2 separate regions of the Homo sapiens genome follow, and region 2 is linked to region 1. The links are chromatin contacts, found by Hi-C or POLR2A ChIA-PET in ENCODE. All regions are on one chromosome and are shown on one strand. Each heading gives the region's core, a stretch centred on a gene start or an enhancer-like site at or near the end of the contact. The rest is flanking DNA. Distances are from core to core; before and after follow the strand shown.

Region 1 (4,325 bases), core at 1,205-3,704:
CAGCACACAGAAAGATCCAGCTCTGCTGCCTCCACGTGCTCTGCTCACATAGTGGCCATCCTGTTCCAGAAAATGGGCTTTGTCATCACTTGGCTCACATCCTGTCTCTGGGTGACCTGAGAGTGACCTATAAATGTTTGACTTTGCTTTCTAATAGAAAAAATAATGCTGTCAGTCGTTGCTGTATATTTTGGGTACTCTCCTCCTCTGTAAATTGTGTCTTTCCTTAGACATATAATTCCAGTGACAACAAAGCCATTAGGTCAACACTCACTAAATAAATTTTTTAAAAACCCAACACTTTGATAGAGAGGGAAGTAAGATGCTCAGTGATCTAAGTCTCCATAGGGAGGGCTAGGAATGGGTGGCTGTGTTTGGACACTCTTACCACATCCTTTTCTCTGAAGTACACCACCTGGGCAGTTCCTTAGAATGTGAGACCACGGGCTGGGTGTGGTTGGCTCATGCCCATAATCCCAGCACTTAGGGAGGCTGAGGCAGAAAGATCACTTGAGCCCAGGAGTTCAAGGCCAGCCTGGACAACATAATGACACTCTATCCCCAACACACAACAAAATTTTTAAATTAGCCAGGCCTGGTGGTAAACACCTGTAGTCCCAAGCCACTTGCAAGACTGAGGCGGGAAGATGGCTTGAGCCCAGGAGTTTGAGGCTGCAGTGAGCTATGATCAAGCCGCTGTACCCCAGCCTGGGTGACATAAATAAGTAAGTAAATAAATAAATAAATAAAAAGTGAACCCATGCAGTTAGGTTTTGAAGCATTTAGGTTACTCCTGTTTTCTACTCTTCTGCCTTCCTTTCACGTTTAAAGGCCTGCAAACCATATAAATCATCCCATAGGTTTCTTGGCAAGTTCAGCACTGATCCAAATAAAATATACCAGGATCTTTGTTCTGGGAATGGCAGTAACGATTTCCAGGTTGTTTTTAAAAATAATAGTGTATTTTTAAACTTTTTATTCAAGTATAACATATATGCCAAAAGTGCACATATCATTGGTGTACATAGAGTGGATTCTTAGAAGTTGAACACACGCTAATAACTAGCACTGAGAACAAGAATCAGAACATTACCAGATCCCCTGGAAGCCCCTACTGTTCCCTCCCACCCCTGCAGGTAGGAATACACCACAATTTATTTATTAGTTCTACTATTAATGGGAGATTCCCAGGTTTTAACAGTAAAATAGATATTTAGAGTAGTTGGGTCAAGACTAAGTAGGGCAGTGGGATAGATCTTCATTGGGTGATGTCTGAAATAACTTAGTGTTTTCCCCTTTTGAGGATTAGTAGCAGAACTCTCTGATTCTCTAGGAAATATCTACCTGCATGGCAGCATGGGAATTTGCAGTCTGGTCTGACTCCATTAGTTCTCTGTGCATAGAAATGTCAGGCTGGAAGGGGATCAGGGCAAGTTAGAGCCAAGCCCACTTCCTCTTCTCTCCAGCGGAAGGGTCATTAGCAGCTGACCACCAGTGTCAGCTGGGCAGCGATGGAACTGTTGACAAAACCAGAAGTAACTTTCCTAGGAAGTTGGTTTTAAGTAGGTGTTTGGTGTGAGTCTTTGGAATATTCATATTTAAAAAGTGGGTTTAGAAAGATGTTTATTAAAAAGGAGGAAATGTTAAGAGATAAATGAAGCCCCCAAATAAATTATCTCAGACAAAACAAGCTTTCAAAATAAGATAGGAAAAACTGAGAAAGGAAAGTGTCCTGTAGCATTTTGATGTGCATTACAAAAGAGAAAGAACCGCTGAGGTCAGCAATCATCCTGGCTGGATTTACCTCCTCACTAAAAAATAAAAAAGCTGCAGGGATTACCGTTAAAAAACTCACAAAACGAATACCTGTATTGTTTTGCTTTTAAAAGGATCACACGTTATTTTTTAAGACCTAGAAAACATAGATCAACAGAAAGTAAAAATTTTTAATGTTAATTTAACAACTGGGGATAACCACTCATTAACATTTTAATGAGTATCCTTTGAGTCTATATACATGTATTTACACGCCTTTTACATTAATGATGATAGTATACGTACTGCTGTGAAACTTGCTTTAAAAAAGTGTGTTATGGGCTTTCTATGCTTACAATACATTTTTAGTGAAATAAAGCAAGATAAACTTGCACAGGCAAGTTTAAAACCTCTGGCTTCTTATTTGAGGAAAACATAATACAGAAGGTAAAATAATCAAAACAAATTTAAAATCTTCACGATGCATCATAAATATTTTCCCATGCCAGTGACTACTGTTCTACAACATGAGATTTAATGACCATATTTTTTTTCATCGTGAAGAGATACCATAATTTAATGTATTCCCTATGTGTGGGCATTAGGCAATTTTGCATTATTCATTACTAGAACAAACACTGCAATGGATAGTCTTAGAGAGAACTATCTGTGCACATTCATTATTGTTTACTTAGAATAAATTCCTGGAAGAGACATTGCTCAGTCAAAAGCTATGCCCTTTTCAAAGCATTTTGATACTGATTTCCAAATTTCCCTCTGGAGAGGTTGTACTGATTTACAGCCCACCAGCAGTGTTTATGAGTGTTTGCCAATGCTGAGTAAGTGCAAGCATTTAAAGAAGGCTTTGGAAATATGATAGGGAATACATGGTAGCTTGTGGATTCTTTAACCCGTGTTGTGTATAGAGTGTAAATCCTCATCTGGTCTCCGATGCCTTTCGCAACAGGATTGCCACCTATCTCTCTGGCCTCATTTCATCTCCTTCTATTCCTCTCCCACCACCCCCACGCTGCCCCCCTCCCCACACTGTTGTTCAAACAGGATTCATACATTCTTAGCTTTGTGCTTTTTCTCCCTAGATGACACTCATATTCCATCCACTGTCACCTTAGCCTTCCGTAATCGCTTAAAATCTATTAATATCATTTGAGACTGGGTGCAGTGGCTCATGCCTATAATCTCAGCAACTTGGGAGGCCAAGGTGGGAGGATCAGTTGAGCCCAGGAGTTTGGGACCTGCTTGGGCAACATAGTGAGACCTCGTCTCTACGAAAAATCAAAAAAATTAGCCAGTCATGGTGGAGCATGCCTGTGGTTTCAGCAACTCCAGGAAGGCTGAAGTGGGAGGATTGCTTGAATTCGGGAGGTTCGGGCTGCAGTGAGCTGTGATCATGCCACTGCACTCCAGCCTGGGTGACAGAAGGAGAGCTGTTTCAAAAACAAAAACAAACAAACAAACAAACAAAAACAAAAAAAACATGCTGGGTGCGGTGGCTCACACCTGTAATCCCAGCACTTTGGGAGGCCGAGGCACATGGATCATTTGAGGTCAAGAGTTTGAGACCAGCCTGGCCAACACGGTGAAACCCTGTTTCTACTAAAAATACAAAAATTAGCTGAGTGTGGTAGGACGCACCTGTAATCCCAGCTACCTGGGAGGCTGAGGTGGGAGAAAAGCTTGACCCCAGGAGGCGGAGGTTGCAGTGAGCCAAGACCGCACCATTGCACTCCAGCCTGGGCAACAAGTGCAAAACTGTCTCAAAAAAAAAAAAAAAAAAAAAAAAAAAAAGGATCATTTGAAACTGTTTCAAAGTCCATATCCCTCATCAGGTCTTTTCTTGTTCCTCCCAAGCAAAGGGACTCTTTTGCTTCTTCTCCTGTAATTGTTTTATGGCAGTTAATTTTCCCTATACAAGTCACATCCATAGTTCCAGAATGAGGGCTACGGCCCATTCTTAATTGTCTCCTGTACTAGGGGCAAGTCACCTTTCCCTGCTGTGCCTCAGTTTTCTCATCTGTAAAGCACAGAAGTCTGATTCAGATTAGATGATTTTTAAGTACCAATTCACCTTTAACAATTTATCATTCCATCTTTTTTCCCACAGTAGACAAACCTATCCATCAATTCTTCCATATGACTTATTGCACAACCAGGACAGTGATCCCTAAATTTCTTAAGGCCACAGATGCCTTTGAGAATCTGAAGAAAGCCCTGAGCCCTAATTTTCCGCAAATTAATTTAGAGATATGGGCATTCAAGGACAATGTGATTGTTAAACAGTCTGTTTAAGGGCCCAAGATTAAGAACTTGGCTGTTTAAGTCTGTGTTTGTTTGTGTTTCTCTTGAATATAGTAGGAAGGTTCAATAAATATTTTTCAATGTGAATCATATTCAAACAGGAAGGTGAATACTAAAAAATAATTATGTGGGTTTTCTCTTGGGACTTAATTATAAGTTTCATTACTTTCAGGTCACCCTTGGTGTTAAATCTCCACTCATGTCAACACATTAAAAAGGCAAATTGAGAGGCTTTCAAAGTACATTCAAAA
Region 2 (3,921 bases), core at 373-2,872, 41 kb after region 1:
TTTGAAAGCCACTGGTTTAGAGAACGAGCTTCAGAGTTCCAGTTGCCTAAAATATATAAAGTTGGGAAGATGACATTACCTCTCAGGGTTACAGTGAAAATTCAGGCAATGTATGCAAAGCGCTTGGTATAGTCTTTTTCTGCCACTTGCTAAGCTTTCCAAAGACAGAACTCATGTCTGTTGTGTGCATTGATTGTATCCTTCAGGCCAGGCATAGCATCTGCACAAAGTAGGTGCTTTACAAATATTTGTCAAATAGATAAGTGGTCTGTAGGTATATCCAATTCTTTGCATGTTTACCGGACCTCCACCTGTATCTGTGCTATACAAGCAACAAAATTGGAGTACACAGAACTGAGAATAACATTATGATGGAAATGACCTTCAACTCACCCTCTGTATATTAATAGGTAAATCATTCACAAACTTGGGTAATTTATTATTAGAAACAAACTATTTACAACACACCTGATGGCTGATGGTGATTCACCAGCATGCTACAAACCCATGGATTGGAACCACTGCTATAACCATAACTTATTACACTTTGTGATCTAATCTGTTTGGATTCGTTCATGAGACACACTTATAAAAATCTCTGTATAAACAGTGCTTATTTATAAAACCAATAATAGACTGGGCGTGGTGGCTCATGCCTGTAATCCCAGCACTTTGGGTGGCCTAGGTAAGGATCGGTTGAGGACAGGAGTTTGAGACAAGCCTGGGCAACATAGTGAGAACCCTGTCTCTATAAATTTTTTTTTTTTTTTTTACAAAGGAAATTATGAGGGGGTAGTGGCAAGCACCCAAGTAGTCCCAGCTACTTGGGAGGGTCACTTGACCCCAGAAGTTCAAGGCTGCTGTGAATTATGATTGTACCACTGCTTTCCAGCCTGGGCTGTAAGAGCAAGACCCTGTCTCAAATTTTTGTTTTTGAAAAAGACCAATAATGGGTAAAAAAGAGAAAATGAATATAAAGTCTAAGAGCAGAAGAGATGTAGATTAAATACAGAGAAATATTCTTGATCGTGAGAGTTGTCAAATCCAGTCTTGCTGCCATTTAAGAAATCAATTATTCCCCTTTGGCCCCTGGATCTTCTGGTTTTCCTTCTGATCATGTGTATAATGACTGCTGCGTATACATTTTTGTCTCCAAAATTCTATAATCATTTTTCTCCCTCCCCGAGTGGCAAACAACTTTTCACAGATACATTTCCTTATAAGAATGTCTTTATCAATTCTGACAAACAATCCAGATTCCAAATTCCACTGCCACGTTTCCGCTGAGCCACTCTTGGGCAAACCCTCCCTTGGAGCGGCACACTTTTCTCTCCCTGGGTCTTCCTGATTCCTCCAAGCCAAGTCCTTTTCTTCCTAGTGTCTCCTGAGCTTTGTATTGTACGCCTGTCAACTTCAAATTGCAGTTGAGGCCACCAGGCTGGCAATGCGTCAAGCAGAGAACCAGCAGATCCCAGCATATGGCTGGTGTTTAATTAAATAATGGCTGAGTACAGAGAAGCCTTGAGAAAAAAAAAATATGCGCAGACAACTTCCTACTATCTTGGGAGGATGTGAAATAGCTAAAATCTTTCTCAATCCTGGTGTTACAAAACCCTTATCTGGAACACTGGCAGCCCAAGAAAGTCAAAGTCGAAATAACTGTACAACAGAGGTAGATAATAAGTGATCTCATACTTTCTGTATCTCAATCACTAGTGTCTTCAGGGAAGATGACGTAATGAGAAAGAGACTGTTCTTGCTCCTCTTGGGCAATACTTGTCTGTGTCTGCCCTCTAGTTCTCAGGAATTGTTCTAATCAAAGAGATTATGTTATTTTGCATTCCCCAAAAGTGATGGCAGGGAGAGACAGATCTCAAAAGTGTGACTTTTCTGCACCCACCTTGCTGAATCATCCTGTTGCTCTGCATGGATTCTGGGCAGCTATAAAGTTATAGTGTAAACTCAGGACTAAAAGTCAGGATCCCTGGATTCTGCTGATCCCACCCTTTCAACCTAAAGGTGTTTGCATGACAGTCTCAAACTCCCTTGTTTCTAAAATAAAAATAACGGTTCCTCCTCTTACAAATCTTCAGGAAGATTAAATGAGGTGTCTGGCATTCACTAAGTGGCTTTTGAAGTGTATATGGGGTATCGGAAGAGACTTGGATACTTTAGGGATAATTCCGAACTGTCTTTGCTTCACTCTAATAGTTTTGTGCTTGAACCCCATAATATCTTTCCTTTGTGATTTGTCCCTAGTCCTTCTCTATGGAACAGAGAGATTTTACCTCTATTCCTCTCAATTATACCTTACATTCCATCTGGCAAAACCACAAGCACATTTTTCTACTAAGGATTTTTTCTTCTGTATTCTACCTTCTTATTTATTTATTTATTATTTATTTTTTGAAACAGAGTCTCGCTCTTGTTGCCCAGGCTGGAGTGCAATGGCGTGACCTTGGCTCACCGCAACTTCTGCCTCCCGGGTTCAAGCGATTCTCCTGCCTTAGTATCCTGAGTAGCTGAAATTACAGGCAAGCGCCACCACGCCCGGCTAATTATTTGTATTTTTAGTAGAGATGGGGTTTCTCCATGTTGGTCAGGCTGGTCTCGAACTCCTACCTCAGGTGATCTGCCCGCCTCGGCCTCCCAAAATGCTGGGATTACAGGCGTGAACCACTATGCCCAGCCTACCCTCTTAAAAAAACACAACCTGGTGGTGTGCTCCTGTAATTCCAGCTACTTGGGAGGCTGAGGCAGGAGGATTGCTTGAACCCAGGAGTTCAAGACCAGCCTGGCCAACATAGTGAAACCCTGTCTCTAAAACAAACGAACAAACAAGCAAAACAAAACCCCCACAACAAATGGTTACTCAGCTTGTGCAGCATCGATTTCCTAGGCAGCCTCTATTAAGTTTGGCCTTCAAGTTTCTCCCCCAGACTCTAACTCAGCATAATGTCACATCCAATAGAATCATGTAACTGACCCTAAAGAGCTTTGACATGTTAAACAACTCATTGCACATCCTAAACATTCCTTTTAGATACTGAATTAGTTTGTTAGGGCTGTCCTAACAAAGTACTGCAAACCATGTGGCTTAAATAATGGAAATTGATTGCCTCACACTTTTGGAAAGTCTGAGGTCAAGGCATCAGCCAGGCCATGTTCCTTTTGAAGGTACCACGGAAGGATGTATTCCAAGCCTCTCTTCTACCTTTTGATAGTTCCTTGGCTTGTGATTGCATAACTCCATTCTTCATATGCATGTATATCTGTGTCCAAAATTCCCTTTTTATAACGACACAGTCCTATTGGATTAGGGGCCCACCATACTCCAGTGTGACCTCATCTTAACTAATTATACCGGTAATGACACTATTTCAAAATAAGATTACATCCTGAGGTACAGGGTAAGGACTTCAACATATGAATTCTGGGGGGACAAAATTCAACCCATAACAGACACTACGTTTTCTTTCCAAATTTCTACAGCACGTGACAGCTGTCTAACCTTTCATGCCCCTTCCCCTCAACACCCCCATAAATGTGTCTAAACTATCCTGAGCTGTCTCTAGCCAGCAGGTCATGAAGTCCTCTACTTATTTTCATCTTATTTGCTGGTAGTGGCCTCATTTTTTTTGAAATATCACAATATGCCAGATACTTTATGTGTGTGATTCTAAACCTTGACCATCTTAAGATTATATCCATTTTTTTTTTTTAGAGATGAGGTCTTGCTATGTGGCCTAGCCTCATCTCAGACTCCTGGGCTCAAGGTATATATCATTTTTTTAGTTGAGGAAAAAGGCTCAGGAAGTTAATTGATGCACAAAATGTTAAACAGGTCGGGCGTGGTGGCTCACACCTGTAATCCCAGCACTCTGGGAGGCCGAGGCGGGTGGATCACTTGAGGTCAGGAGT

The links. A loop is a pair of places that touch in the nucleus more often than their neighbours do. ChIA-PET counts read pairs that join two places held with the same protein, here RNA polymerase II (POLR2A). Pooled maps may share reads with other maps.
Region 2: a loop to region 1 is called in a map of PC-3, with 6 times the contacts of the local background. The contact joins two enhancer-like sites. A Hi-C loop is called at or near these places in 8 of 168 maps with a recorded cell type or tissue (Caco-2, HepG2, IMR-90 and 5 more), 1 of 37 single-sample maps with no recorded cell type and 2 of 50 pooled maps. POLR2A ChIA-PET finds 5 or more read pairs at or near these places in 7 of 52 experiments (A549, GM12878, OCI-LY7 and 4 more).

Annotation. Positions count from the first base shown.
Region 1 is chr17:55,452,582-55,456,906 of GRCh38, forward strand. The region is part of intron 4 of SMIM36 (small integral membrane protein 36); the gene reads right to left. Among named protein-coding and RNA genes, the nearest start is that of MMD, 33 kb to the left of the region's middle. Within about 2 kb of position 2,455, at least 3 of the 41 ENCODE cell types and tissues checked have a DNase peak (open chromatin) inside an H3K27ac peak, as active enhancers do.
Region 2 is chr17:55,494,874-55,498,794 of GRCh38, forward strand. All of the region lies in intron 1 of SMIM36 (small integral membrane protein 36), which reads right to left. Among named protein-coding and RNA genes, the nearest start is that of SMIM36, 15 kb to the right of the region's middle. Within about 2 kb of position 1,623, at least 4 of the 41 ENCODE cell types and tissues checked have a DNase peak (open chromatin) inside an H3K27ac peak, as active enhancers do.